2 separate regions of the Homo sapiens genome follow, and region 2 is linked to region 1. Evidence: chromatin contacts called from ENCODE Hi-C or POLR2A ChIA-PET data. All regions are on one chromosome and are shown on one strand. Each heading gives the region's core, a stretch centred on a gene start or an enhancer-like site at or near the end of the contact. The rest is flanking DNA. Distances are from core to core; before and after follow the strand shown. Region 1 holds the start of GCC1 (GRIP and coiled-coil domain containing 1). Region 2 holds the start of FLNC-AS1 (FLNC antisense RNA 1).

Evidence for each region. Hi-C counts contacts between places; a loop is a spot of excess contacts on that map. ChIA-PET counts read pairs that join two places held with the same protein, here RNA polymerase II (POLR2A). Pooled maps may share reads with other maps.
Region 2: a map of naive thymus-derived CD4-positive, alpha-beta T cell shows a loop between it and region 1 (9-fold over the local background). The contact joins the promoter of FLNC-AS1 here to the promoter of GCC1 in region 1. A Hi-C loop is called at or near these places in 1 of 168 maps with a recorded cell type or tissue (naive thymus-derived CD4-positive, alpha-beta T cell) and 8 of 50 pooled maps. POLR2A ChIA-PET finds 5 or more read pairs at or near these places in 1 of 52 experiments (T-cell).

What each region holds. Positions count from the first base shown.
Region 1 is chr7:127,583,882-127,587,225 of GRCh38, reverse strand. GCC1 (GRIP and coiled-coil domain containing 1) reads left to right here and starts at 1,630. Exons shown (of 2, transcript NM_024523.6): 1 at 1,630-3,075. The coding sequence starts at 2,044. The region is part of intron 1 of LOC105375490 (a long non-coding RNA gene); the gene reads left to right. RefSeq lists enhancers at 1,512-1,561, 1,282-2,281, 2,282-3,282, 3,001-3,344.
Region 2 is chr7:128,860,977-128,864,353 of GRCh38, reverse strand. FLNC-AS1 (FLNC antisense RNA 1) reads left to right here and starts at 1,728. Exons shown (of 4, transcript NR_149055.1): 1 at 1,728-1,829. ATP6V1F (ATPase H+ transporting V1 subunit F) reads right to left here and starts at 1,498. Exons shown (of 2, transcript NM_004231.4): 1 at 1,292-1,498. The coding sequence starts at 1,449. RefSeq lists enhancers at 1,205-1,694, 1,775-1,884.

The sequences.
Region 1 (3,344 bases), core at 381-2,880:
ACTCTTCCGTTATTTCATCATCTATAAAATGAGACTTGTTCTAACTTAAGGGGTTATGGTGAATCTTAAAATGATTTGATAATGTGACTGAATGTTATGTATAATACAGCTTGATGTTATTTGGGCCACTGAGAAACGGGGTCTGAACAGACCTCCAGGGCCTGCCCCATCCTGATCTGCAAAGTCTGTAACAAGGACAGACTTTGGGAAACAGGTATGAGTGAGTGAATGACTTTCCTTTTCTCTTCAGTCATAGACTTGCATCCCTAAGAAGGCTTTTACGAGGCTGAAGAGTACATTTTAGAGAGTTCCAATATAATAACAGAACTAGTGTTCACCAAGTTAGGTCAATTCTACATTTAGCTCTTTTATCAGCCTCTTTGCTTCCATCTCTGTTGTCACTACCTTCTGTTCCCCATGACTGAAAGTCTCCTCACAGGTTTCCTGCCCCTTGTTCCCTCCAACATGTCATACAAGTCTTGATGACATCCCACTTTTCAGATTAAAATCCATTAGGGCCTTACTATAACCCAAGATAAAATTTAAATGCCATAAGTTGGGTCCCTACCTATTGTGCCAGCCCCTCTGTTGTCACCTCCTTCACATACCCTAAGCTACTGAATGCTTTCTGGGTGAGTCAAACTCCGATACCCTACAGGTCTTTGCATTTTTTTCCACCTGCCTGGAATGCTAGTTTCCCTGATCTCTGGTTAGGTGGACAATCACGACTCATCCTTCAAATCCCAAAGTATTATTCCCAAGAGCCTTCCATGCCTCACCTAGACAGGCCTCTTTCCTCTTAACTTTCATACCACTTTGAATATACCCAGACATACTGGTGTGATAGCAGGACATATTTGTATGTCTGGTTCCTCACTAGATTGCGAGCTCCCTGAGGGCAAGGTCGTGTCTCTTAATGGTGTTACCATCTGGCACAGCACGTGATACGTTGAGAATCAGACTGATTAGAACTCCTAAACTTACTAGCTGTGTGACCTTGGGCATGTTACGTATAACCTTTCTGCCTCATGTTTTCATATCTGTAAAATAGTGCTAATGAGTATAGTGCTTACAAGAATTACTGTAAAGACTAAATAGCAAAACTCTTGTGAGCTCCTGGTATATAGCTGGCACTCAGGATAGACATGGCTATAGAGTGCCCTCCGTAAATATTTGTGGAATCAACTCAGCAGAACTAAGGAAGGGTACTATTAGGCTGTATGCCTACTAGGTACCAAGCACTGTGCTATAGAGGACTGCAGTTTTCGTGGTCTAAATGGGAGTCTTAATTGTTGCCTTTTAGGGACCATGGGTCCTGAGCTCCCAAATCGTTGGATGCGTCGTTCACCTGGGTGTTTGGTAAGAATGCAGTGCGACGTTGCTCTGTCGCTCGCTGAGCGTAGCCCGAGGTCAAGCTTGGGCGCTCTCACAAAACCGGTGCCACTCTGGTGTCTTCGACTTTGCTGGCTTCGCCTTTCCCAAGCCTGTTTTTTGCCGCTCGCGGCCCCACTGCGTTCTCAACAGGCCGCGCCCACCCACCGGCCGACTTGGCCCCGCCTACCTTGGGCCCACTGGGGGCGGAGCCTGCGGCGCCTCGCTGACGTCACTTCCAGCGGACACGGAAGCGCCGTTGTCGGCAGGCAGCTTTAGTTAGGATGTCGTGATGGGACCGAGCTCAGCGTAACCCTCTGGCCGACGTGGGCCGAGGGGGCCGGCCCGGGCTGCTGTGGCCCAGACGAGCGGAGAGTGCGGAGCGGCTTCTGGGCCAGCGCTAACGAGCCCTGGCAGTGCGCACCTCTGGTGCCAGTGTCGCCCCGCCTCCGGGGTAGAATCCGCCCCAGCCCTCCGGGCCTGGGACCGGGCGGCCGCTTTCGCCAGTCCGTCCGGCCGTTCCGCATTAGGTCCGGGATAACTAGGTGGAGTAGGTGTGCGGCCCGCCGCCGGACAGCCCGCTCGCTGTTTCTTTAAGCCCCCGCCTGCGTCTTCACGGCCCTCTCCCGTTCTGCTGGAAAGCTGACGTGGGGCAATCCGTTCAGACCCTCCATGGAGAAGTTTGGGATGAATTTCGGGGGCGGCCCGAGCAAGAAGGACTTGCTGGAGACTATAGAGACCCAGAAGAAGCAGCTTCTCCAGTACCAGGCACGGCTCAAGGATGTGGTCCGTGCCTATAAAAGCCTGCTGAAGGAGAAAGAGGCATTAGAGGCCAGCATCAAGGTGCTGTCGGTATCCCACGAGGCAGATGTGGGCCTCGCAGGTGTCCAGCTTCCAGGCCTCACCTTTCCTGACTCTGTGGATGACCGGTGCTCCACTCACAGCGAGGATAGCACTGGGACCGCCACTAGCTTGGATACTGCGGCCAGTCTCACCAGCACCAAGGGTGAGTTTGGGGTAGAAGATGACAGACCGGCCCGTGGACCACCACCTCCAAAGTCCGAAGAGGCCAGTTGGTCCGAGAGTGGCGTTAGCAGTAGCAGTGGGGATGGGCCATTTGCAGGTGGGGAGGTGGACAAAAGACTGCACCAGCTGAAGACTCAGTTGGCTACTTTGACCAGTTCTTTGGCTACAGTCACTCAGGAGAAGTCCCGCATGGAGGCTTCTTACTTGGCTGACAAGAAAAAGATGAAACAGGACTTAGAGGATGCCAGTAACAAGGCGGAGGAGGAGAGGGCCCGCCTGGAGGGAGAATTGAAGGGGCTGCAGGAGCAAATAGCAGAAACCAAAGCCCGGCTTATCACGCAGCAGCATGATCGGGCCCAAGAGCAGAGTGACCATGCCTTGATGCTGCGTGAGCTCCAGAAGCTGCTGCAGGAGGAGAGGACCCAGCGCCAGGACTTGGAGCTTAGGTTAGAAGAGACCCGAGAAGCCTTGGCAGGACGAGCATATGCAGCTGAACAGATGGAAGGATTTGAACTGCAGACCAAGCAGCTGACCCGTGAGGTGGAGGAGCTGAAAAGTGAACTGCAGGCCATTCGAGATGAGAAGAATCAGCCAGATCCCCGGCTGCAAGAACTTCAGGAAGAGGCTGCCCGCCTTAAGAGCCATTTCCAGGCTCAGTTACAGCAGGAAATGAGAAAGGTAATTATCCATATCTCTTTCAAACATCAGCCATTGACCTGAAGTGAGAAATATTAGGGTTTTTTTCCTCCTTTGCTAGTTAGAGCTAAGTGTCTATACTGTCATTTTTGATGCCACCTGAGAAGTTCCACTAGTGAACCTGGGAAGTCCTGTTCTATGCGGTGTTGACATATGTGCTTCCAGGAGGATGTGGAGCTTCTCAGTGTAGGCTGGGTTGAAGCCAGACAGCTCTGCACTTCTGGGCATTGGCATCTTACCAGCTGTGCTCT
Region 2 (3,377 bases), core at 479-2,978, 1.3 Mb before region 1:
TTTATTTTTTTGAGACAGGGTCTCCCTCTGTCACCCAGGCTGGAGTGCAGTGGTGGATCTCGGCTCACTGCAGTCTCCACCTCCCAGGTTCAAACAATTCTCCTTCCTCAGCCTCCTGATTTCTTGGGATTACAGGCACCCGCCACCACGCCTGGCTAATTTTTGTATTTTTAGTAGAAATGGGGTTTCACCATATTGGTCAGGCTAGTCTCAAACTCCCGAGCTCAGGTGATCCACCCGCCTCGGCCTCCAAAACTGTTGGGATTACAGGCGTGAGCCACTGCACCCAGACTCATTCGTTTATTTACTGATTAAAAATTACTTACTGAGCACCCACCCCCTGCCAGTCACTGGGTTAGATTTGATCTCTGAGGTCCCTTTTGGTTGGAAACATAAAAAATTCTTGAAGTAAAATTTGTCCTTCTCCCATGATAACTTGGGTCACTTTACCAGACAGCTTAGAGAATGGCAGATAACAGCCTCCCAGGTCAGGGACTACCTAATACACCAGGCAGCAGGAACCAGTCTCAGCCAGCAGCCCTGGGCTGGACTGTTTGGGGGAAACAGGTGAGTGGTTTATTCCTGAGACTTGGTACAGGGGCCCTGGAGAAGGGGTGAGGAATAAAATAGGAGGCTGGTATCCTTAATTCCAGTCACCAGGACCCCTGGTGGATTAAAAGCATGCCTGCACCCACACTCTGACCTAAGGCAGGCAGTGAGGGCTTGAGTGCAAGGTCTTAGCAGAAGGCTCTCACAGTCCCGACATTTCTGCCTACTGTGCTCAAGACTACAAGGAAATTCCGAGGCCGCCTGAGGAGACCTGCCAAGAGTGTGTACCTGGCTTACCGGAGGCAGAAAGGGTTGAGATTGGGTTCAAATTCTAGCTCTGCCTCTGCCGACTCGTAACTTTAGTGTGTGCCTTACCCTCTCCGAGCTTTAGTTTTCTCACCTGTGAGTAGGACAAAAATCATCCCTGCCTTACGGGACGATGGTGAGCCTCTAAAGGAGGAGAAAGCAGAACAAAGTCCAAGCCCACTGTCTAGGCTGTCACGAGCTCTGTTCCCCTTCTTTCATGACACACGATCATGTGAGGTGGGGGGGCTCGTGGACCTGATACAGCTTCTGTCCCACCGAGCCCCAAACGGGGACTTGGGGCGCGGAGGCCTCCGCTCCGGAAGGGCGGAAGGACTTTCAGGATCGTCCCCTCACCCCCGTCCGGGCAGCCTCCAGCCTCGCCCCGCACTCCACCGAGCAGCAGAAGGGCCCGTTCAGGCCTCGCGCGGTACCGTACCGGAAAGTGTCTTCGATCTCATTGATGGTTGTATCCTTCTCCACCACCAGGAAATTGGGATGGCGGTTCTTGTTAAGCTCCCCTATGCCGCCCAGCAGGAAACCAGTCACCGTGTCCTCGTCTCCGATCACTGCGATGAGCTTACCCCTCCCCGCCATCCCTGCAGCCGGGCAGAGCTCACCCTAGAGCACCAGAAGCCACTGAAACCCCGCCTCCGCCGTACGGCGCCCCGTCGGCCTCAACCCCCACCCTTCGAGCATGCGCAGTCCTCCCAGCCGCATTCCGGGACATGCGCATTAACAGCAACACGGCCTCCATGTGAATACGCCTGCGCCGTAAAGACAGGCCCGAACCAGGGGACTACGATTCCCAGAAGACCGCGCGGCACCACGTCCTTCGCGGGCATTCATTCGTTCATTCACTCGTTCCTTGGTTCATTCGTTCAACAAGCGCTTTGGACCTGACGCTGTTAGACGCCGAGACCCCAGAGAAGAGACGCAGTTACTCATCTCAAGGGCAGGGTCTGGGTCTTTATCGTGTATGTATGTGTGTAACTATGACACATAGTTAACAAGTAACACACGTTTGTTCAGTTAAAGGAATGCAAAAGTTAATGATGATACTGCCTAGTGAGGTGGAAAGTCAAGGGAACAGGCGACTACAAAGCTGTGTGTTAATGGTTAGAATGTGAAAAGTATATGGAAGCACACATCCATGGTAACTAACCCATGGAGAGAGGGGGCGTCCAAAGAACCCTTCCCCAAGAAGCTTGCTTCAGATCTAAGCTGAGACCTGAAGGACCTGCAGGATGAAGGGGATAGAAGTGAGGACAAGACGGTGTTCTAGGCAGAGGAACAGCATGTGCAAAGGCGTACTGACTAGAGAGCGTAGGGCCTTCAAGGAAAGTTAAATAATTGGTAAGGCCAGGCATGGTGGCTCACGCCACACCTGTAATCCCAGCACTTTGGGAGGCTGAGGCAGGTGGATCACCTGAGGTCAGGAGTTTGAGACCAGCCTGGCCAACATGGCGAAAACCCGTCTCTACTAAAAACACAAAAAATTAGCCGGGCGTGGTTGTGGGCGCCTGTAGTCCCAGCTACTCGAGAGGCTGAGGCAGGAGAATTGCTTCAACCCGGGAAGCGGAGGTTGCAGTGAGCCGAGATTGTGCCATTGCACTCCAGCCTGGGTGACAGAGCGAGACTCTGTCTCAAAAAAAAAAAAAAAAAAAAAAAAAAAAAATTAGCCAGGCGTGGTGGTGCACACTTATAGTTCCAGGTACTCGAGAAGCTGAGGCAGCAGGGCTTACTCAGGAGTTCAAGGTTACAGTGAGCTATGATCACGGCACTGCACTTAAACCTGAGCAGCAGAGCGAGACCCTGTCTAAAAAAAAAAAAAAAGGATCTGCAGGCTGGGCGCGGTGGCTCACGCCTGTAATCCCAGCACTTTGGGAGGCTGAGGCGGGTAGATCACCTGAAGTCAGGAGTTTGAGACCAGTCTGGCCAACATGGTGAAATCCCATCTCCACTAAAAATACAAAAAAAATTAGCCCAGTGAGGTGGTGTGTGCCTGTAGTCCCAGCTACTCGGGAGGCTGAGGCAGGACAATTGCTTGAACCCGGGCAAGGGAGGTTGCAGTGAGCTGAGATGGCGCCACTGCACTCCAGCCTAGGTGACAGAGTGAGACTCTGTCTAAAAAAAAAAAAAAAAAAAAAAAAAGATCTGGAAGTTATCCTGAGGACAGTTATCCTGAAGCTGCTGAGGGATTTCAAGTAAGAGAGTGCTATCGCCAAACTTACGTTTTAGAGCTGTCACTCACTGTTGACTGTGCTGTGTGCAGAGGCGAAACTGAGGGAGGAGAAACCAAATTGGGAGGCCACTGTGAGAGATAATGGTGGCCAGGACTCAGGTGGTGATAATGGGAAACGCAGAGAAGTAGGTAGAGCCGAGAGATATTTAGATATTTAGGACAAAACTGGTTTCAGAGTGGATGTGTTTGGGGAGTGAGGTAGAGAGAGAGACCTGGGTGATTTCCAGGTTTCTGGCCTGTGCAGCACATGGATGGGAGTAACATTGCCAAGAAAGTGACC